Linked DNA regions of Mus musculus: region 2 is linked to region 1. Evidence: chromatin loops called from intact Hi-C (ENCODE). Cell type or tissue: left cerebral cortex. All regions are shown on one strand. Each heading gives the region's core, and the rest is flanking DNA. Links, peaks and the distances in the headings are about the cores only.

Region 1 (11,672 bases), core at 1,629-9,628:
TAAGAAGTCTTTCACTGTTATGTGCCAGAGATTAAAAAGCTTTCACTATAAAGTGAGAATTGATTTACTTAGTTTTCACTAAACTTCCGTTTTGTAAAACATGTTCACTATTGATTATGGTTCCTGTGGATTTTGTTCTGGTTGCTTTTTGCTGGTCAGTAGTGCTCCCACTATTAGAGCCTATAAAAATTCTTTCCTGGGCCGGAGAGGTGGCTCATTGGCTAAGAGCACAGGTTGGTCTTCCAAGGACTCCAGCACCCACAGGGCAGCTCACAGCCATCTGTATTTCCAGTTTTAGGGAATCCAGTGACCTCTTCTGGCCTCTCGGAACACTACACACTTGTGGTGCACAGACATTCACACAAATGAAACATTCACACACATAAAATTTTTAAAGATTTTAAATATTTTTTGTTTGTTTCAAAGTTTTGTTTGTTTTTTCGTCTGAGCAGGTAAGTTGGCCTAAGAACTTGAGTCCAATCCCTGTAAGTCACACGTGAAGGAGAGAACCACTTGTAAGTTGTCTCTGATTTCCACACAAGTGTTGTGGCATGCAAGCACACGAGTGTGCACACACACTGACACTAAATGTACAAGAAAAATTGCAAACACTTTGCTATTCTCGTTCTGTCACTGGGTCATTACACACAAGTCTTCTATTTTTTTGTTCTGTCTTGCTATACTATATTTTGTTTTAATTTTCTTTTCCCTATTGAATTTTTCTTCTTTTTCTTTTTTTAAAAAATTTTCTTCCTTTTTTTTTTTTTTTTTTTTTTTTTTTTTTTTTGAGACAGGGTTCTCTGTGTAACCCTAGCTGTCTTGGAACTCACTCTGTAGATCAGGCTGGCCTTGAACTCACAGAAATCTGCTTGTCTCTGCCTCCCGAGCACTGAGATTAAAGACGTGTGCCATCACTGCCTGGCAGCCTGCTGAACTTTTCTATGGCCTACTAATTCACTGACGTCCCATACGCATTACATTTCAAGAACTTAACTTTTCCCAGCCTGGCGACACAGTATGCATTTGCATATTACCTTCTGGAAAGGAGTGGAGGATAGCACTGGCTAGACCATACACCAGAGCCCAGAAGAACTGGTTGGGAAGCTGGCTGGGACGAGTTTAATCATTCTTTGGGAGCGAGTGCCCAGTCATCTACAGTCTTTGCCTTTTCTGGTTTCCATCCTAATCCAAGCAGCTGGGGAAGCCTTCAACATTCTTTTATTTAAATTCATGTTATTTATTAGTGGTGGCGGTAGGCTGCACTTGTAGAGATCAGAGGGCAGCTGCAGGCATCAGGTCTCACTGTCCACCATGGTGTAGGTTCCAGGGCTTGACTACAGGCACCTTCTCCCACTGATCCGTCTTACTGGACTAAGCCTTGAAAGCACTCTGTGCTATTTCCCACATACATGCTGTGACCCATCCATACGTACCCTAGGACACGTGTCACCTTCTCTGAGTCATACACAAGTAAAGCAGCAAGTGGCAGTGCTAGGCTTGCCAAAGAGAGGAATGACATTTTTCTGGGCTCTGCGATCACAGACACCCTCAACTATGGCTCTACTGTGACCCACAAGGACACCAAGGGCAAGATTTGACATTTTCTATAAATTCAGACAGGAGGCCTTTTATTGTAATCACATTTTTTTCTTACTTATGTGAATGTGTGTTGGGGTGCCCCCAGAGGCCAGAAAAAGGCGCTGGATCCTGAGGTTGGAATTAAGGCTATTGTGAACTACTGAACACAGGTGCTGGGTGACAAACTTGGGTCCTCTACAAGCACAGTATGTGTACCTGAAAGGTGAGCTATCCATTCCGGCCCATGAAGTTCATCTCTGCCAGACAACCCCTTCTCTTTCTAGATTGAAGCTCAACTTGTCTTCCAAACTCACACTCTCCATTGTCTGTGTGACTCAGAGCTTGGTTCCTTGGTTCCCAGTTGTTTAAGTTTAGAAATGAACCAGTATATTAGAGAATATTTTTCATTACTGGGTATGGTAACACACACTCCTAATCCCAGCCCTCTGGAGATGGAGGCAGAAGAATCAGGAGTTCAAGGTCATTGTTGGCTACACAACAAGTTGGAGTCCAGCTTGGGCTGAGACTTTGTCTCAAAAGCAAAACAACACAAGACAAAAGGAATTTAGTTTAATGAAATAAGGGCTTACAGACAAGCCTGGTTTGCATTGCCATGGGCTAGTTAACACGAGCTGCAGATAATAAGTCATTGTTTAGCAGTCTACGTGTATTGGCTCATCCTTTCCACAATTCCACGATGTATTTATGGGTTTTGCTCTTCTGTTTTTGATTGGGTTTATAGCCCAGGCTGGCTACATACTCAAAGTGATCTTTTTTTTTTTTTTTAAGATTTATCTATTTTTATTATATATAAGTACACTGTAGCTGTCTTCAGACACTCCAGAAGAGGGAGTCAGATCTCATTTTGGATGGTTGTGAGCCACCATGTGGTTGCTGGGACTTGAACTTCGGACCTTTGGAAGAGCAGTCGGGTGCTCTTACCCACTGAGCCATCTCACCAGCCCCTCAAGGTGATCTTGCTTCAGCATCACCTGCGATGAGTTTATGATCATCTCTATTCACCAGATCATGAGACTGGAACTTCTCCATGAGGCAGCTTGTCAGGTTGGAGTCTGACAGCTGGTATTCTGACTCGGGCCCTCCTACAACCCTGTGGCTTGTTCCTCACCATATCAGCTGTCTCCTTAGAGAACATGAGTGGTCCCACCCAGACATGCCCTGTAGGCCTGATCACAACCTCAGTAGAACAGTACAGTCGGAAATAAGCCGTCGTTCTGATGGCATCAAGATGGAGTGTAATGAGCTGGCTCACACTTTTCTCTTGGCCATAGATTGGCTCCTCGACCTCTGGTACCGAATGGTCTGAGATCCAGAAGGTAGTCTGTTCTCGGTGACAGAGCATCAGTGCAGGCCAGGTGTCGGGGCACACACTTCAAATCCCAGCACTCAGGAGGCAAAACAGGCAGATCTGTGTTTAAGCCATTCTGGACTACATAGCAAGGTTCAGGACAGCCAGGGCTATGTAGTTAGAGCCAATCTCAAAGGCCAAGGAAATCCCCAAACAGAGCCGTTAGATTTTGATCTACAATCATCCACAGAAGCTGACAGGCTGGCACACCCTCATTATCAGCACTCAGGAGGCAGAGGCAGGAGGATCTGGAATTTCAAGGGTTAGCCTGGTCTACACACCGTAAACTCCCGGCCAGCAAGAGAAAGGACAACAAAATATACCTTCAGGCAAGCTTTTAGGTTGAGATGCTTCCTTCAAAGGACCAATACAAAGGCTAATAAAAACTCATTTTTTCCTTTCTTCCTTCTCCTCACATGCTTGGCTAATGTGTCTGGAATGAAATGAGTCAGACACCTGTCTCACTGAGCCCTGCATTTTATGGCTCAGACTTCAGTGGAAAAGACCCTTCTGGTTGTTTGGCTGCTTGACTGATTGATTGGTTTTCTGTTTTATTTTGTTTTTCTTCTGCTTTTCAAGACAATGTTTCTCTGTAGTCCTGGCTGTCCTCAGGACCAGGCTGGCCTTGAACTCAAAAATCTGCCTGCCTCTGCCCACCTGCAGGCACTTATTTATTTTAAAGATTTATTGTATTTTTATTTGTGTGTGTGTGTGTGTGTGTGTGTGTGTGTGTGTGTGTGTGTGTGTGTGTGTGTATGTATGTATGTATACACAGTCAGTGTGTGTATTGTAGATGTGTGCAGGTGCCTGTGGAGGCCAGAAGAGGACATCAGATCCTCTGGAGCTGTAGTTAGTTGTGAGCAGCTGAGTGGGTGCTGGGAATTGAACCTGGGAGACCAGCCAATGCTCTTAATTGTTGAGCTATTTCTTCAGACCCTATTTAACTTAATGTGTGTGTGTGTGTGTGTGTGTGTGTGTGTGTGTGTGTGTGTGTGTGTGTGTACATATTCATGCCAAGCTCACTCAGCAAGCACAATGGCTATCTTAGCTTGCTTCTGTTCCTGTGGTAAACACCATGACCAAAGGCTAGTTGGGGAGGAAAGGGTTTATTTTGCCTCACATGTCCCTATCACAGTCTATCACGAAGGGACGTCAAGGCAGAAGCCTGGAGTCAGAAACTGAAGCACAGACCAGGGAATAATGCTACTCACTGGCTTGCTCAACTTGCTTATTTACACAGCACAGGACAACCAACCCAGTGGTCTAGGCTTTCCCATATCCATCATCTGTCAGGAGAATACTCCAACAGGTGTGCTTCCAGGCCAGCCTGATGGAGATGTCTTCTCCATTCGGGTTCCTCTTTCCAGATGACTCTAAATAATCGGCACAGCTGCCCAGCTTTCCTTATTTGTGGATTTTTGTTTCTGATACAGTCTCAAGTAGCCTAAACTGGTTTAGAACTTTATATAAAGACAAAGTTAGCCTTGAACTCCTGACTCTCCTGTTTTTACCTTCCAAATACTGGGGTGACACCAGTTTGCAGCACCACATCTAGCTTTGTTATTTTATGTTTTTTTTAGAAACTTAATCTTTTTTTTTTTTTTTTTGGAGGGGGTTATTTGTCACTATGGAGACCAGGCAAGACTCAGACTCATATAGATCTGCCTACCTTTGCCTCCAGAGTGCTGGGATTAAAGTCATATGCCAACATGCCCCGAGTCTTAAAATTAAAAAGGAGGAGGAGGAAGAGGAGGAGGAGGAGGAAGGTATAGCCAAATGGCAAAGTGGTGGTCTAATATGTAAGAATTAGGGTTAGTCCCCAACATTCCCCCAACCCACACAGACTTAAAAATCAGAAAGATGTAGGCAGGTTTGGTGGTTCGTGCTTTAGCTCTTAGGAGGTTGAAGACTGTCCTAAGTTGGAGGTCGGCCTGGACTATCATAGTTGAGTTCCAGGCCAGCCTAGGCTACAAAGTAAGACTATGTCTCATAAAAAGTAAATAAATAAAAGTATTAATTTAGAAGGCTTGGAGAAATGGCTCAGTGGTTAAGAGCACTGACTGCTCTTTTAGAGGTCCTGAGTTCAATTCCCAGCACCCACCGGGCAGCTCACAACTGCCTAATTCCAGTTCCAGGGGATCTGACGCCCTCACACAGACATATATACAGGCAGAACACCAATGCACATAAAATAAAAATAAATTTTAAAAATATTAATCTAGGGGCTGGTGAGATGGCTCAGTGGGTAAGAGCACCCGACTGCTCTTCCGAAGGTCTGGAGTTCAAATTCCAGCAACCACATGGTGGCTCACAACCATCTGTAACAAGATCTGACTCCCTCTTCTGGAGTGTCTGAAGACAGCCACAGTGCACTTACATATAATCAATAAAAAAATCTTTAGAAAATATTAATCTAAATTACATTTTTTTCCCAGAGCAGAGGAAGCCTCTTACCTTTTACAAGACTGAAATCAAGCCAATAAGTAAAGTTAAGGGTGATCTACCATTCCTGGCAAACTAAGTGGGTGAGATGGCTCAGCTGGTAAAGGTGCTTGCCACCAATTTGACTGAGTTCTGTCCCTGAACGGAAAGAGCCAGCTCTACAAAGTTTTTCTTTCACCACACACCTGCTATATGGTTCTTCTGCTATATGGTCCCCCCCCCCGCCCCGACCCCAATATATTTTATTTAATATTTACTTTTAATTTGGTACCCAGTTCTGTGTCACTCCTGCTTACTGCGACACAATTCGTGTGTTGGAGAAAAAAAAAAACGTCCTCCCTGCGCGCAGACCTTGAAAGGATGCACACACAGCCCGCCTTTGTTCAAATTCACCAGGAAGGGAAGACTGAAGAATCCGGACGCAGTTCTGAGAGACGCCGCTTGGCGGCGCTGTGGCTAGCGGGCAGAGTTTTCACCCAGCTACTCATTGGAATTCAGAGAAATCTTGGTCTCTTAGCAACCACACAGCCAAGCTTGCAGAGCACCCAGACTCAGCTGTGGGTTCATCAATCAGTGTGCTCCAAACGCAAAGCTTCTAAACATCAGAGGAAATTCCCCAGCAAATAATACCCGTTACGGGCGCGAAATCGCTACTCAAAATATTGTTTTAAACTATTTTACAAATGTGATCATGCTCAAAAGGCCCCAACAGACCGCCAAATCCACAGCACTTACCGTGGCCTCTCCGTTTTCTGTTCCTTTTTTTTTTTTTTTTTTTTTCTTTGTAAGTCAGCTTCTCATGTATCCTGGGCTGGCTCTGAACTCCCCGATCCTCCTGCCTGTACGTCCCCAGTCCTGGGATTACAGGCACGCGTGACCACACTAGATTTTTTTCATTGCTGGCAGCAACCCCATCTGTTGCTTGGACTTGGTGCACGCTCGGTGAGCTCTGTACAGACCGAGCTCCTGCCTGCCCCTCGGCTGCTTTCATAATTAGGTTCAGAGGACATGCAGATGTCTCCATGGCAATACACGCTTTCCCCTGAGTGGGTGCGCATGTGCAGGGTTAAACAGACAATTTGACTTGGTGTGGAAGGAATTCACTGCAGGCCGGTCTCACTGACCTCAGGCCTCTCAGACCCTCTTTAATTTTTTTGAGCTGCTACAATCTGGTAGGTTCTGGACTTTTCCCAAGTGTGGACATGTCAAGAAGTGCTATCTATTCTTTCGCAGAAGCCTCTTTTAAGAGGGTTTTTGGAGTCCAGTGAGATGATTCAGTGTTTAAGGGTGCTTGACACTGAGCCTGGCTCCTGAGTTTGGTCCCCTAAACCCACAAGGTGGAAGGAGAAAACAGATTCCCATCGTTTGAACTCTGATCTCTATGCATGCTGTGGCGCGCGCGCGTGTGTGTGTGTGTGTGTGTGTGTGTGTGTGTCTATTATAACCCTTATCTAAACCCATGTCTATAACCCCAGCATGTGGGAGGTACAGACAAGAGAGTTAGGAATTCAAGGCCAGGATTGGCTACAGGAGTGTGTGGGAAAACAAAAACCAAACCAAACCAAGTCAAAACAAAGGTATTGCTTTAGTGACTGACTCCATCAGCTCTGAGTTATACAGTAGACGTTACAGAGTTTGGATTGCCTTCATACTTGAAGGACGTGGGATTTTAGCTCCCCAGGGTGACCAAACGCAGGCTGAGGAGGCAGACCTGGAGGTCGGAGGACATCATGTGGTTTGGAGCATGCAACAGTCGACATGGCCTTCCAGCACTTTACTAACCAAAGCGTAGATGCAGAAGACTGATGCTCCTTTAGGGAAACGTTCCAGAGACGCTGCAGTAAGGTGGATACTGTTCTTTTATGTAGTCATGGCAACCTGGCTCTGGTTCCCATCTCTAAACCCAGCACTGGATAGGTGGCCACAGGAGATCCCTGGAACCTGATGGCGGGAAACCAGTGATTTCCAGGCTCATTGAGAAAAGAAAGTGCAGAAGATTGACAAGGGTCTGATGACAGCCTTCCCTGCTCTGTGCTTCAAGTTGGCCTGTACCCACCCCCTGTTTAATGAATTCCTGTCTCATTTGTTAGGTTCGCTCTCTCCCTCCTTTTGAGAAGAGTCTATCACAGTCCCTCGAACCCTGCTCAGGGTGACTTTGAACTTCTGATCTGCCACCTCCTGCGTGCTGGGATTGCAGGTGTTCACACCCTGTCTGTGTGGTGCCGGGGACGTTTGAGCTGGTGTCTGCCAGACAAGCACTCTACCCATCGAGTTCAGCGCCTGGCCCGTTTCCGCATTTGTCCTCAAGACGCTCCCATGATGTCCCGCTCCGGGAGGCTTTAGAGTTTTCAAAGACTTTTTTTTTTCCATACTAGGCAGAGTTCCTGATCTCTCTGGTTGAAAAGCTCATGTTCTCATAGTTTTGTCCTTTTTGGCTGGGAATACTAAACGACGAGGGTCACTCTAACAAGGCCCGGGGCATTCTCCACTTGCATCTCCTCCCAGGCCTCACAGACGAGCCATGACGTGAAGGGATGTTTGCTGTGTCTTTCTGATATTCCTTTCTCTTCCCGTGGCTCTTGGGTTTGGCTGCTCCAGCTTGAACAGCACGTTTGTATCAGTATTTTTGCTCTTCTTTGTTTTGTTTGGTTATTTTAAGACAAGATCTCTCTCTATAGCCCTGTCTGGTCCAGAACTATGTATTGATCTTCTTGTGTTTTTTGAGTTGGCATCTCATATAGACCTGGTTGGCCCCAAACTTGTGATGTTGCTAAGAATGAACCTTCTACCTTTAGCTAAAAGTGGGCGGGACAAGTTTAATGAGGATCATTTCCTGTTTGTTGCTGTAGTCCCAGTAGGGGTGCTCTGGCTGTGGACCTGGGTGGTCTGTCCTGGCCTTCAGACTCAGTTCAGAGTCATTGGTCCCAGAGTCTTGAAAGTGCTTGCCAGGAAGAGGTTGCTGAGGGACACGAGACCGGACTGGGCTTTTCCCGTTCAGATCTTTATCCAACAGAATAGTCTGCTAGGCACAGCTCACTGCCTAACTCCAGCCCAGCCCAGCACAGCCCAGCACAGCCCAGCCATGCTTGGGACCCTGTAACAAGCAAGTAGTAGATTAGTTGAGTTTGTGGTGACCCCAGGATTAAGAATTCAACTGAAGGCTGGGTATAGTAGCATAGCCCTTTAATCCCAGCACTCAAAGAAACAAGGCATGTCGATCTCAGTTCCAGGACAGCCTGGTTTACAAATCGAGCTCCAGGCCAGCCAGAACTGCATAGTGAAACCCTGTTTAAATAAAGATAGAAAAGAAAAATAAACACAGCTGATCTTCTGCCTCATGGTTCCTAGAGTGGGACAGGGCTGCAACAGTTTCAGTCACAGCTACAATGTGTCCTGTGCCATAATCTGACTTTCTGGACAGCTCCGTGCTGTTTACAGTCTGAGTTCCTTCAGCCAGTTCTTCACCCTCTATACTCTGTGTCTCAGATGTACTGTTCTGAGCTGTATTGACCCCCATTTTGGCCATTTCCAGGGGTGCATCGGAGCCTGACTGTCCATGGTCTGTAGCATTCACCTATATCCACAGAGTACACACACCTATACCCCTGCTGAATAACTACCAAACTGATGTCACTGAACAGGGAGAAGAGGCACACTTACTTGGGTTAAAGCAAGCTGTAAAATGCCATTATTTTGCATACTTTTCACACAGGCACCCCTAGTGAGTTGAGGAATATAAAAAGGTGTGCCGATTGAGTAAGTTCTAGGCAGGCCTAGGCAACGGGAATGGTTCAATGAGCAGATGGTAGGAGGTTTTCTTCCATGAGGGCTTCTTAAGGGGGAACTGGATCTGGAGATCAGGCCCATCAGACACTTTAACTGAGTGACTTTGTGCAGTGCACACTCAGCAAAACTTTACATGACAGTCCAGACAGATTAATGACCACTTGTAATCAAGTAAGACAGAGAGTAAATAAGTGGTTCTTAAAATGAACCTAACTAATTGAAGGCTATTATTGCCACAAAGAGCCTCCAATTATACCAACTCAAAGGATAAGTATAACAATATATAGAAACCACCTGGGAATATCCTAATACTGCATTTTGATATGAGCTCATTAAATCTTTTTTTAAGATTTATTTATTATATGTAAGCACACTGTAGCTGTCTTCAGACACTTCAGAAGAGGGTGTTAGATCTCATTACAGATGGTTGCAAGCCACCATGTGGTTCCTAGGACTTGAACTCAGGACCTTCGGAAGAGCCGTCTGCGCTCTTAACCACCGAGCCATCTCACCAGCCCCAAACACTTCTATTTTTGATAACTTAAATCCTTACATACTGTGAATATTTTTATTTTCAGATTTATTTAGTTTGTCTATGGGTGTGGTCAAAAGACAGTTTGGGGGAGGGGGCTTTCCCTTCTGCTGTATGTGTGGGTTCTAGGGATCAACTCAGGTTGTCAGTGTGGTGGCAAGCGCCTTTACCTGCTGACCATCTTGCCAAGCCAATCCCGTGTTATTTAACAGGCAGGTTTTCATACCCCTGTGACTCAGAAAATGGACTAAGGACCCGCCCCATACATTTAAATAAGAAAGGATCATGTGTCTGTGTGCTTGCCTTAGTGAACGCCTATGCAACACCTATGTGCAGGGGCTCATGGGATCTCCTGCAACTGTAGTTAGTTACCTGGGTGCTGGGAACTGAACCTGGGTCTTCTACAAGAGCAGTAAGCAGTCTTCAGCACACTTGACCGTGGAAGCAGAGGTTAGCCCACCACTCTAGTTCTCCCCGTTCTACCATGTGGGGCCTGAAGTCAGGCTGTCCGGCTCTAGCGGCTGTAGGTGTACACAGTTACCCCAGTGCTGTCAAACAGGCAACTGAACGTTATTTTGGTGAAGATACTTTATTTTTCATAAAAATATAATTGTACAATTCTTTTCTGAGGAAAAAAAATCCTTCATTTGCCCCCAAATACCATGTGGTTTAATCATCTTTCATCTTTTAAAAAACAAAATATGTACTTTAATATTTGTCACAGCATGCAGCTGATCTCTGTGAAAAATAGTATTTATTTTTGTTGATCTTACTTGACTTTAACTAAAAGTAAAGCACAGCTTAAACCTGTGTTTCTATCACCAGCCAAAGCAGACCCACTGTGGGGCAAAGACGCTGAAGTTACAGCTGGTGCCGCTGAGCGTGTCCACGAGGCAGGCAGTGGCAGGGACCGCAGCACTAAAGCTCTGATTTGGGCATCCCAGGAACATTTTAGATAAGGACAGAAAACAAATTAATAACTTCACCTACAGCCTAAATGTTGACCTGACCAGATCAACTCCATATTGCACCAGTTGCTCCAGTACGTGGGAAGCAGATGCTAGAGTGGCAGAGTTGGATTGGTGTGAATGTGCAAATATATTTTCTCCTTAATCTCTGAAAAAAAAAAAAAAAAAAAGAAGCCAGGCACTTGGCCTCTTCCTGCCCTAGAGAATGGCCTTGGGCTCTGTCCTCCCAGCTTGCTCTCCTCTGGGAAGGAACTGCAGTTAGCCTGCAGTGCCTCGATGGATGGGAGTGACAAGAGATGCTGCAGCTGTTGGAATCTGGAACAGTGATTAATTAGATCACAGATTCGGGAGAAGGGCCAGCACAGTAGCTGAGCAATCACCATGCCCCCTTCAGATGCTGAGGGCCATTATCTTGGTTTGATGGCTCCAAAACACTAAAGAGATACAGGCCCTAGAGAAAACTCAAAGCGTAATCAACATTCACTCCAAAGTCCATCTCTTCTACTTGTGGATGACCGTGTGGTTACAAGGACAACCTGGGATGACCCTGAAACTACAAGTACAACCTGCAGAGGCTTCAAGCACAGTGAGACATTCCACTGAGAGGCCACACTCATCCTGGAATGTTTGCTTTAAAAACATTTTTTTTTCCTGGAGAATTCAAAAAGTAACAAACAAAGCAACACAAAGTTCTGCAAAGTAAGAGTCTACGACTGAGTCGCCCCACTGGCAGAACACGCCATCCCAGTCAGAACACTACATTGAAAACACTTACATTCGAAGGGCCTGAACATCAACAGTCCTTGTCTCCACTTATGGTCCTAAGAAGACATTAAATACCCTTAATGCCCATTTTTCTAAAACACAGCGAATCCCAGCAAGCTGGGCAGGTGCTCTGTCGGCGGGCACACACACCTAGCATGGAGATCTGAGTTCCACGCCTGCGCTCAAGGGATCTTCAGCTAACAGAAGGCAACTGGTCAGGAGACATGCCTGT
Region 2 (11,672 bases), core at 2,548-10,547, 83 kb before region 1:
TTCCAGGACAGCCAGGGCTACACAGAGAAACCCTGTCTCAGGAAAAAAAAAAAAAAAAAAAAAGATATTTCAGGTAACATCTGTCCTCCCCGAGGTGGAGAGAAAGGCTGAAGGCCACAGCTTTAATGGAGTTGAGATATGAAGGTGAATTGTGAGGCTTCTGATTATTTATCCATGCCAAGTTTGAAAGGAACCTTAGAGTCCCAACATATACTTTTAAAAGCTTCATTTATCTTATGCATATGGGTTTTTTTTCTACATGCATATCTGTGTACCATGCTCACGTCTGGTGCCCAGGGTTAGAACTGGAGTTATATAGATGGCTATGATCTGCCATGTGGGTGCTGGGAGTGGAATGTAGGTCCTCTGGAAGAGCAACCAGTGCTCTAACTGCTGAGCTATCTCTCCAGCCCCCAACTAAGTTTTAAGAAAGAAAAAAAGAAATGGAATAGTGTCGGGCATGGTGGCGCACACCTTTAATCCCAGCACTCGGGAGGCAGAGGCAGGGGGATTTCTGAGTTCGAGGCCAGCCTGGTCTACAAAGTGAATTCCAGGATATCCAGGGCTATACAGAGAAACCCTGTCTCGAAAAAACAAAAAAAAGGAAGGAAGGAAGGAAGGAAGGAAGGAAGGAAGGAAGGAAGGAAGGAAGGAAGGAAATAGTAAGTTAATACATTTAGTTCACAAGAGATCTATGCTCTGGAATTAAGATTGAATTTACTATTATTATTTATTGGTGTGTGTGTGTGTGTGTGTGTGTGTGTGATGTGTGATGTGAGAATGAGTGCAGGCATGTGGGTGCCAAGGTACAAGTGAGGAAGGCAGAGGACCCTTCTCAGGGGTCAGTTCCAGGGATCACACCCAGGCTGTCAGGTTTGTGGCAAGCAGTTTTGCCTGATGAGCTGTCTCCCTGGCTCTGGACTTACAGTTTCTTACACAATAGAAAAAGATGGTAAAATCCTTCGTTACATGGGGCCAAGCTACTCTCTTTTATGTTGCTTTAGTAGTTGTGCTGTGTAACTGAACTTTTTTATGGTTTTTGGTTTTTTTTGTTTTTTGTTTTTTTTTTGAGAGGAAAGTCTAACCCTGCAGCCCCCTGGTCCCTGGACTATGTCACCCACAGTCACCTGACCTTAAACTCACAACTGTCTTTCTGCCTCTGGCTCACAAGTACTTGGATTACAGAATGAGCTAGAACCGGAGTCTGTTCATATTTTTATAATCCATATAAACAGTAAATGTCCTTCTAACGTAAAATGGAACAGTCTTGCCTAATCTTACGATGATGAAGTTATTATGAAAATAATAAATTAGAAATAGGTAGTATATGAATTCATGCTATAAGCTACAGAAGGATGTACATCTGGGACATTATTTACAGTTGCTACTCAGTAAAGGATATCTTCATTAGACTTTGATGTATTTTCATTAGACAATCACGTGTAACAAAGTCCTTTCCTTGGAGACGCCTGCAGGGAGTCACTTGACTTTCCTGTAATGCTGATACCCCTTCCCGCTCCATTCTTTACCTGCTGCTCTTTTTTTTAGGCACAAAGAGTACGCATCTTCTAAATAGCCCAGCTTTGAGGCCAGCTGACAGGAGCGGACTTCAAATTACTCCATCAATAGACGTTTAAAGAGCCACTGTATAACAGTACTTCAGCAGAGGTGTCCTGGGGGAAAAGAAAGTCCGTGACACCTTGTGAGGTGTATTCTCACTGTCTGCCCCCATCTGCCAAGCCATCTTTATCTCCTGGTACCCTCCAGGATGCTCCACTCCCACAGATCCACCACTGCAGAGCCACTGAACAGGCAGCATCCATTCACCAGCTCAAACTCCGTCAAGGACTTTTCTATCAGTTAAGATTTGCATTTGGCAGCTAGTAACAGAGCCCAGAAACAGTAGTGGCTTAAGCCAGATAAAAGTTTATTTTTTTCTTTTCTGTAAAAGAATTCTGGAGATAAGAGATGCAGTCCGGTAGAGCCTCGCCTATATAGTTCCTGTATCTCCCCCTTCCACAATGGACTCTCTATCTTTACAGACAAAGAGGACGCCTCAGGTTGCTTCCGCCTTCTCCATTTTGTGGACAGCCAACAGGAGACAGAAGGACACAGGGCAAACTTCTTTTCACATGACCTCAGGGCTTAAAGAGTCCAGCAGCGCTGTGAGCAGCCTCCTACGAAAGCACAAATGCAAAAACAATACAAAACAAAAATAACTTCATTTAATTATTCGGATATGGGTTTGGCTGCATGCATACATGCCATGGTGGTAGTGGTGGTGGTGGTGTGTGTGTGTGTGTGTCTGTGTGTCTGTATGTGTGTCTGTCTGTGTGTAGATCAGAGGAAAACCTGCAGGGCTCAGTTATCCCTTCCAGCACCATGTAGGATGTAGGTCCTGAGAATTGAACCCAGGCCCCTTTATTTACTGAGCCATCTCCTCTGTCCCAAGACATTTTGTGGCAGCAGCAGAGGGATACAATTTACCATGCACAAAACTTCACTATAAACATCAACAGTGTAACCCAGCGTGGTCCCCTAAGTCTGTAATTCCAGCATTCTCAAGAGAAAGAGCATGCTTTCAAGCTGCCAGTATGCAGACAGAATCCCAGGGCACCCTAAGTTACACAGCAAGACCCTGTCCCAGAGCGACCGACAGCAAAGCAGGGAGTGTTGCACACACCTGTTGTCCTAACACTTTAGGGGTGGAAACAAGAGGATCAGGGGTCAGGGTCATCCTTGGCTACATAGTGAGTTAAAGGCCAGCCTGGGCTACATAGTGAGTTAAAGGCCATCCTGGGCTACATAGTGAGTTAAAGGCCAGCCTGGGCTACATGGTAAGTTAAAGGCCAGCCTGGGCTACATAGTGAGTTAAAGGCCAGCCTGGGCTACATGGTGAGTTAAAGGCCAGCCTGGGCTACATGGTAAGTTAAAGGCCAGCCTGGGCTGAATGAGAACCTGCTCATAAATAAATAAATAAATAAATAAATAAATAAATAAATAAATAAATAAATAAGCAAGCAAGCAAGCCAACAGACAGTATAAGAGCCTGCTAATAAATAAGATAGATAGATGGCAAACAAATAGTATACCAAGACTGGAAACTATAGGGTGTAGTTTGAAACTCTTACAAGGGCACATTGCTTTTTAGAACTGTATAGTTAGGAGCTGGGTGTATAGGTGACTGGTATTGAGCACTTCTCTAGGACGTGCAAGACCCAGAGTCTGGTCCCCAGCAAGAGTCGGGGAAGGGAGCTTGGGGGAGTAATAAGAATGAGATAAAATATCTACATAGTTGGCTCACTATAGTATATGAAATTTCTGGAATTAAATATTTCACCCATTGGACTAAGAGACGACACCTAAAAAAATAAGAAAGAAAGAAAGAAAGAAAGAAAGAAAGAAAGAAAGAAAGAAAGAAAGAAAGAAAGAAAGAAAGAAAGAAAGAAAGAAGGAAAGAGAGAAAGAAAGAGACTACACCTCCAGTAAAATGTACCATATTACACCAAGGAAGCAGGGACGAGAACAGTAAGAAGCAACTTTAGTTTCCTTCTAAGCACTTTCATGCTGTGTACATCAGACTGTAGCAGAAGCAACTACAAAAAATACTGTCCCTCCTGCCAACACTTGATGTTACAGCAAGCCCAGCTTATATTCTGCCATCAAGTATGGCTTGCCCATCAGTGTGATGGAGCATTAAGAATATCCTCAAATCCAATGGTCTCATCGTTTTCCCTCGAAATATCCAGTGAGAGGTTTTAGCTCAGAAGAAATGAAAGACGACTGTGGCTAGCTAATGGATCCAGGTGCTTATGTGTGGCATGCAAGCATTTACAGGCTCCTAGAGGGATGTTGCACAACCCTTGAAGGGGAGGAAGAAGTACAAGGGAAGGCCATCTCTACAGACAAAGCAGTGATGGTCCAGGTATCTCAGACAGTGCAGCTTCAGGGCATGGGATACAGCTTAGCTGGCAGAGTGCTTGCCCAGGGTTCACGAAGCCCTGGCTTGCCGCCCTACACCTCAAAAAGGTGCATGATGGAGCATACCTGTCATCCCATTGCTAAGAGCAGGAGGATCCCAGGGACTCTCTGACCAACCTTTCCAGACAGTTAGGGAACTCCAGCGTGGAAGGCCATGGTTTAAAAATGCAAGTGTGAACAATATAGGAAGATGCCTGACTGATATCTAACTTTAGCCTCCACAAAGGGAGAGAGAGAGAGAGAGAGAGAGAGAGAGAGAGACCTTCTCATGGTTAGAAAGTATCATATCCTACAGTAACAATATAATAAAATACGGACTACAAACTTAACTGTTATTTTATGCAGGCCTTTTACTTAGCTAAGATTGTACAGAGAACCAGGCATAGTGGTGCACACCTTTAATCCCAACACTAGGGTACAGAGGCAAGTGGATCTCTGTGAGTTCAAGGACCGCTTGGTCTACATAGCAAGTTTCAAGACAGTCAGGCTACATAGTAAGGTCCTGTCTCAAAATTAATAATGATTACACACAGTTGGGAGTGCGAGGTAGCACATGCCTATATTCTTTAGAAGTAGAAGGATTGAGAGGTATAGGCCAGCCTGGTCTACATAAGATTTTTGTTTCAGGGGAGAAAAAAAAAAAAAAAACGCAACGGGCAGGGAAGTTCTCAGTGCAATCACACAAGAGCAACGCATTGTTGCCAAGCCTCCATGGAAGGTCCCCAGGAGACATCCCCTTTCTCCTCTAGATAAGCAGCCAGCACTCCCCCATTGTGCGCCCTCTTTCCCACGGTCCACAACTCAGCCAGGGACATGAGAAGCGAGCTCAACGTTTCTCAGGTGTACAGCAGACTGGGCCCCAGCGCTGGCATTCAGCTGGGGATCTGCAGGAGATAAGCGGCCACTTCCCTCCAGCTAGCTTTCCATCCCATCATTCTTTTGAGTGAAGATTGGTTTTATTTTGTCTTGCTTGGAAAGGGGAGGCGGGGCGCGCGTTGGGGGTGGGTGGGAGGCAGAGCAGAGGAGGGAGGCAGGACAGAGTGGGGAGAGGGCAATGTGTGTGTGTGGGGGGGGCAGGACAGTGGGGGGAGGGGCGGCAGAAAATGGAAACAGGTGATAAGATGTAGGAGTTATTTCAAGGTTGGGCCCACAGTTTTTAGTTTCAAGAAGTATAAAAGGTAAGACTTTTAACTTTTCTCTTTCTCTGTCTCCCTCTCTTCTTTTTTTTTTTTTTGAGAGGATAGACGCCAGCTTCCACCTCCTAACTGCTAGGATTAAATCTGTGCACCACCACCATGCCACCATGCCCAGCTCTTTTTTTGGAGTTTGTTTTTCGACATTCCCGGGGCAGGAGTCGGGGGTTGGGGGGGGGGGTCTTACTCTGTAGCCCAAGCTGGCTTGTACCTAACTATGTAGCCCAGGCTGGCCTGAAATCCATTCAATCTTCCACATCAGTCTTCCAAGTGCCTGGAATTACAGGCGTGAGCTACCACACCCAATAAAAACTTCTTTTCCTAAACATGGAAGACTCTGCAGTGGGAGACTAGGATTTAGCCCCCCGTCAGTAGAGTGCTTGTCTAGCATGCACAAAACTCTGCCTCCCCCGCACTACAGAAAACTGGCGCGGGGGTAGGGGGCTCACCCCGTGGAACCCTAACACTTGGAGGTGGAGGCAGAAAGACTGGAAGTTTAGAGTCATCTTCAACTACACATGAATGGTGGAGGTGAGAGCGGGGACTGAGTTGGGGATCAGAGATCACATTCACGAGCTCCAAACAAACCTGGGTTGACAGCTGAAGAAATGAACAGAAAAATATTAAGTTGTTAACTGAAAAACCCAAAGACAGCTGATCTGGCCCGCGGCAACTTTTGGCCTAGCCTCGGATCAACTTTGGTCACTGTGCCACTTTGGCCAGCAGAGGGCTCTCTTTGCTAATCTTCAAGTTCCAAAATAACAAGTCAACAACAACAAAAATCCCTGGGTTGCTCATTTTTATTATCCCCCCCCCCACACACACTTGGGAGAAAGCCGAAACAAGAGGACAAAGCTGAAGGCTAGCCTGGGTGACTAGTGAGACCTTGCCCCGAAGCTAATAATGGTCAATAACTTTAAAACAAGAAGGAAGAGAGAGAGAGAGAGAGAGAGAGAGAGAGAGAGAGAGAGAGAGAGAGAGAGAGAGAGAGAGAGAGAGAGAGAGAGAGAGAGAGAGAGAGAGAGAGAGAGAGAGAGAGAGAGAGAGAGAGAGAGAGAGAGAGAGAGAGAGAGAGAGAGAGAGATTGAGAATGAACCGTGGGTGGGTGTGAATGGCACGCACCTATGATACTAGCTGCTTGGAGGTTGAAACCGGAAGTTAAAATTTCAAGGCCAGCCTCTACTTCCTAGGTAATTTAAAACTAACCTGAGCTACATTAGACTTTATCTCAAAAAACCAAAAACAAACAGACGAACAAAAGACAGAAATAAGGGCTAGAGAGATGGCTCGGTGGTTCAGAGCGCTTGGTGTTCTCAAAGAGGACCTGACTGTGATTCCTCCTCGTGGGGTAGCTCACAACCACGCACATCTCCAGTTCCAGGGTGTCCCACATCCCTTTCTTATCTCCACATGCAAGACGTGCACATAACATACATGTAGGCAAACACTCAAACACATAAAATAGTTTAAACACACACACACACACACACACACACACACACACACACACACACACAGAAATAAGAAAACAAAAAAAGCTGCTGAGAGTCTAGAGGATCCTCGGAAGGTAACGATGCTTGCTGCCAAGCCTGATGACGTGAGTTCAAGCCCCAGAACGCACACGGTGGAAGCGAACTGATTCTCCAAGTTATTTTCTGGCCTTGGCACACGTTCAAGTGCTTGTGTGTGTGTGTGTGTGTGTGTGTGTGTGTGTGTGTGTGTGTGTGTGTGTGTGTGTGTGTGCGTGTGCGTGCGCGCACGCGCGCGCGCGCGCACACACACACACACACTGAAGTTTTTTTTTTATGCTGGTTCTTTAAAGAAAATGAGTCTTTTTTTCATCCATGGGCTATTAGCTTATACAGCCAAATAGCAAAACACCAACTGGCCCAAAAATAGCACAAGCAGCCACTCATTACGACAATAAGAAGGGAACTCCCGCTAAAACCAGTAACTGGGTGGAGAAGTAGCCTTGATGAGGTCGACCTCCTGAGGCCTCTGATTCAACAGGCAGACTCTACACAGAGTCTCCGCAATCCAAACTGGCCTTCAATTCTCACTCCCTTCAGTGCTGGGGAAAGAACGCAGGCTCTGTGCTAAGCAAGCCCCCTACCTCTGGGCTGCATTCCCAGCCTCTGGCCTCATATGCCTGGCTCTTGCTGGGATCTCACTCTTCAAATACCTAAATCCTGTTACTATGACCACTGTGTGGTCTGATGGCTCAAGTATGTCGTCCTACATCAGTTTCACTTAATGAAGCTTTTCCTTTAATAGTCGTGTTTCGTGTGTGCTAAGCAGCATACCAAGGAAAGGCTGGGTGGATGCGTGGTGGCAGAAGCCCATGTCTCAGTGCTCGGGGGTGGAGGCAGAGGATTAGGTTTGGGACCTGGAGAGCCCTGGCTGTCCTGGAACTCACTCTGTAGACCAGGCTGTTCAGTAATTAAGAACACATACTGCTTCTCGAAGGACCCAGCACCCACATCAGGCAGCTCATGCCACCTATAACTCTGTCCCCAGGGGGTTCTGACAGACGCTTCTGGCCTCTGAAGGAACATGCATACAAGCAAACATACGTATGTGGTTTTAAAAATAAAAATAAGGGCTGGAGAGATGGCTCAGCAGTTAAGAGCACTGACTGCTCTTTCAGAGATCCTGAGTTCAATTCCCACATGGTGGTTCACAGCCCATCTGTAATGGGATCTGATGCCCTCTTTCTGGTGTGTCTGAAGACAACTACAGTGGGCTCACATAAAATAAATAAATATTAGAAAACAAGGAGGAGGAGGAGGAAGACAACAAGGGAAAAAAAAGAAAATGTCTTCTAAAAAAATAAATAAAAATTAATTTTTTTTAAAGAGGCTTTGAGCTGGGTAGCACATACCTTTGATCCAAGCACTCAGAAGGCAGAGGCAGGTGGATCTCCAACTTAGAGATTTGCCTGGTCTACAGAGTGAGTTCCAGGACAGCCAAGGCTACACAGAGAAACCCTGTTGGGGGTTGGGGGTTTGGACCCAGGTCCCAGCACCCACATGGCAACTAACAGCCCTGGGTCAGTCCAGCTCCAAAGGAATCTGATGGCCTTTTCTGGTCCCCATGGACACTGCACACATATGGTGCATGTACAAACAGTGGCCAGAGCACTCACCCACATAAAAATATAAATAAATCTTTTGAGAAAAAAATTCAAGGTGTTCCTGTGCTAAGGAGCTCCAGGTTCAGTAGAAAACTGTCTCAAAAAATGTGTAAGAGAAGCCGGGCAGTGGTGGCGCACGCCTTTAATCCCCGGACTCGGGAGGCAGAGGCAGGTGGATTTCTGAGTTTGAGGCCAGCCTGGTCTACAGAGTGAGTTCCAGGACAGCCAGGGCTACACAGAGAAACCCTGTCTTAAAAAAAAAAAAACCAAACAACAACAACAAAAAATGTGTGAGAGATTGAGGGAGACAGCCAGTTTCAGCCTCTTAGAAACACACACACATAATACATAATATGCACATATTTAATAATATGCATGCATACATACAGAAACACACATAATATATATGCATACACACATACAAACACATACGTACATAATATATAAAAATATGTATTCCATATTTGTTTACTTATTTATTTGGTATGGGCACACGTGAGTGCACACACATGCTACAGCCAAGCATGTGGATGTCAGAGGGCAGTTTGAAGCAGTCAGGGCTCTCCCTCCACCATGTGGGTGGGGTCCAGGAATTAAGCTCTAGTTGTCAGGCTCTGTGACAGCCGCTTTACCCACTGAGCAATCTCTGTAGCCACTTTTTAGGGTTTTTTTTTGGAGACAAGGTCTCATGTAGCCTAGGCTGACCTTGAACCTCTGATCCTCCTGCCCCACTTCCAGCATGCTCAGGGCATTCTAGAATTTATTTTTTTCTACCTAACACCAATAGCATTAAGCGCTGTATCGTGTGTTTGGTTTCCTAGGCACGTAAGGGAGGCATAAATACCATCCCCATTAACTGGAGGATGCCTTAACAAACCACAGAAAACTGAACCTCTTCCATCTTCTTACCACGTGAGATCTTACTGGTAACATTATCCCCAAACTTGTATTCCTTGATCTTTCGCAGCTGGCACACCAGAGAATGCCTCCTGCGAGACTAGCTCTTCCGTGACTTACTCAAGAGCACTGTGCACTGGGGAAAATCATTTTACATTTCCATTACCCGACCAGTCTTTAGTTACCACCCTGTACTTGGCTGACCTGAGCTGGATCACAGAATATTGGGTACACGAGGTCACTCGCCCAATCTTTCTATTTACAGATGAGAGAATTCTAATTTGTAATTTCCTGCAGGGACTTTAGACAAGATGACTTATAGGTTCCTTCTGGCCACAGTCCCAGGATTCCTATTTCCTTGCTGGCATCAATGCATTCCACTGACACAGCTCAGGTTATTTTCCAAGAAAGCTAAGTTCCTAATTCATGGCCACAAACTACATACTCACAGGAGTCGAGGAAAGCAATAGTCCCTTCGTGCGGGATGAGCAGTGAATATCTAGGCTCTCATTAGAAAAGGAAGACCATGTGACGATGTTACCTGATGGCTTAGGAAAGCCAAAAGTGGCTTCATTTTGCAGCCACGCTGAGGTCAGGCTGTTATCTCCGACATGACTAGTGTATTGTGCTCATAATAGTCTGCTGGAGGAGATGGACAGGAATGTAATTACTACAGAGAATTAGGCAAGTGTTCTAAAGGCCAAACACTAGGAAGGGGCCTCAGTACTTCAGTTTTATGCCCTGGTGGTTCGAGATCTTGAACAATGGTGTTTAGCTGAGCAAAGATGTAGGAAGAAAAATCTAAAATCCTTCTCTGGGCCAAACTGTGTCAGCAATAAATAAAATACTACAAAAAAAAATTACCAAACACCAGGGACCTTAAAAAAGAAAAATCTATCACCAAGATTGAGGTATGATGGCACACTCCTTTAATCCCAGTACTGGGGAGGTAGAGGAACTTGGGGGTAGAGGTAGGAGGGATCAGGAGTTCAAGACCATCCATGGCTTTGTGGCCAGTTTGAAGCTAGTGTGTACTATTCGAGACTTTCATAGTTAATGCTGTCAATCTGAGAGCCATTGATAGCTCAGAGAGATAATACACTAGTCGCCAAGCTCCTGAGTTTGACCCCGGGACCCACTCGAAGGAGAGAACTGACTCCTGAAAGTTGGCCTCTGACCTCTCTGTGCACACAAATAAATGCTTAAAAATTATACATAAATCTGAGAATAATCATGCATGCCTTTAATCTCAATACTCGGGAGACAGAGGTAAACGGATCTCTGTAAGTTCAAGGCTATCTTAGTCTACATAGAGAGTTCCTGGACAGCCAGAGACATGTAGAAAGAGATTTTGTCTAGATAGATAGATATCTAGATAGATAGATAAATAGATAGGTAGAATTTGTATATACATGCACACATATATACACTGTCAATTAGACAAGATCTAGAATTACTTTGTCATGGTTTGTTTCCTGTTGCTGTGATAAAATACCCTACCTAAAGCAACTGGGAAGAGAAATGGGTTTATTTTTAGCTCACAGTGCCAAGCTATAAACATTCATAGAAGGGAAGTCACAAAGGCAAGAGCCTGAGTCTGCTGGCCACAGTTCACCCACAGTCAGGAACAGACAACGATGAAGGCTTGTGCACCAGTGCTCAGCTCAATTTCTTTACTCTTATGAGGCCCATGATCTTCTGCCTAGAGAATTGTGCCTTGTCTTCCCACACCAATTAACATATAAAACAATTACCCAGAGGCATGCCCAGTGGCCCATCTCCCAGGAGGTTCTAGAGTCTGCCAAGTTGACTATTAAGAGGAACAATTGCGCACCTAAGAGATACTCTGTCTCTGGGCACAGCTGTGATAGTTACAAGACTGAGTTCATTGAAATGAGAAGAGCCACCTGTTATGTAACAATTTACACCAAGATTGAAACATTCCATCTAGCAGGGAAGCTCTTTAAGCAGGGAGATAAACAACTCAAAAAAACTTCAGGAAGTCCCTGAAACTGACAAAATTCACTGTGCCCCTCCCTGCCAGAATAAGCAATAAAAACTGAGATTCCCTCTCAGAAAAGCTCAGCTGAACTACAAAGACTCTCAGGCAAGCAAAACTTCAAGGAATCCTCTGAGACTAGACCAGCTACTTAGAAGAAGCAGAAACTAACAGAGCTGTCTGGAAGAGGTTTAGACCAATGAGGCAACTCGAAAGGACATTCTCCAACCTAGTGAGCTGCCTGCAAGCTATGCGGTGAGCTCCAGGTTCCCAGCTTTGTGAGGTGTCACCTGTAGTGGCTTCAGTGACACAGCTGTCTTTCAGTCATTTCTGCTCCTGTAAGTAACTCCTCACCCATATTCCTATAGGTGACCCCAATAAAACTCACCAAGTTGGACTTCGGTGGTATCTGTAATTTGGTCTGTTACCAGCTTCCTATGTGGGGTGAGTAGATGTGTGTGCTGCATTT

What was found. A loop is a pair of places that touch in the nucleus more often than their neighbours do. Peaks named below come from ENCODE experiments on the same cell type or tissue, not always from the same donor. Only the 100,000 strongest peaks of a DNase experiment are listed, where the experiment ranks them.
Region 2: it touches region 1 in a loop (4-fold over the local background); 29 of 42 quality-filtered maps call a loop at or near these places.

What each region holds. Positions count from the first base shown.
Region 1 is chr6:134,857,537-134,869,208 of GRCm38, reverse strand. It overlaps Crebl2 (cAMP responsive element binding protein-like 2), which reads right to left. Exons shown (of 5, transcript NM_177687.3): 5 at 11,326-11,672. It overlaps Gpr19 (G protein-coupled receptor 19), which reads left to right. Exons shown (of 4, transcript NM_001362050.1): 4 at 1-117. Among named protein-coding and RNA genes, the nearest start is that of Crebl2, 33 kb to the right of the region's middle. In left cerebral cortex, for the core only: CTCF peaks have their summits at 1,692 and 5,829; DNase peaks (open chromatin) are centred at 5,846, 6,289 and 7,222; H3K4me3 peaks cover 519 bases; H3K27ac peaks cover 641 bases.
Region 2 is chr6:134,941,811-134,953,482 of GRCm38, reverse strand. It overlaps Lockd (lncRNA downstream of Cdkn1b), which reads right to left. Exons shown (of 2, transcript NR_037956.1): 2 at 1,765-2,177. Among named protein-coding and RNA genes, the nearest start is that of Lockd, 19 kb to the right of the region's middle. In left cerebral cortex, for the core only: a CTCF peak has its summit at 5,879 (motif pointing right); a DNase peak (open chromatin) is centred at 5,882.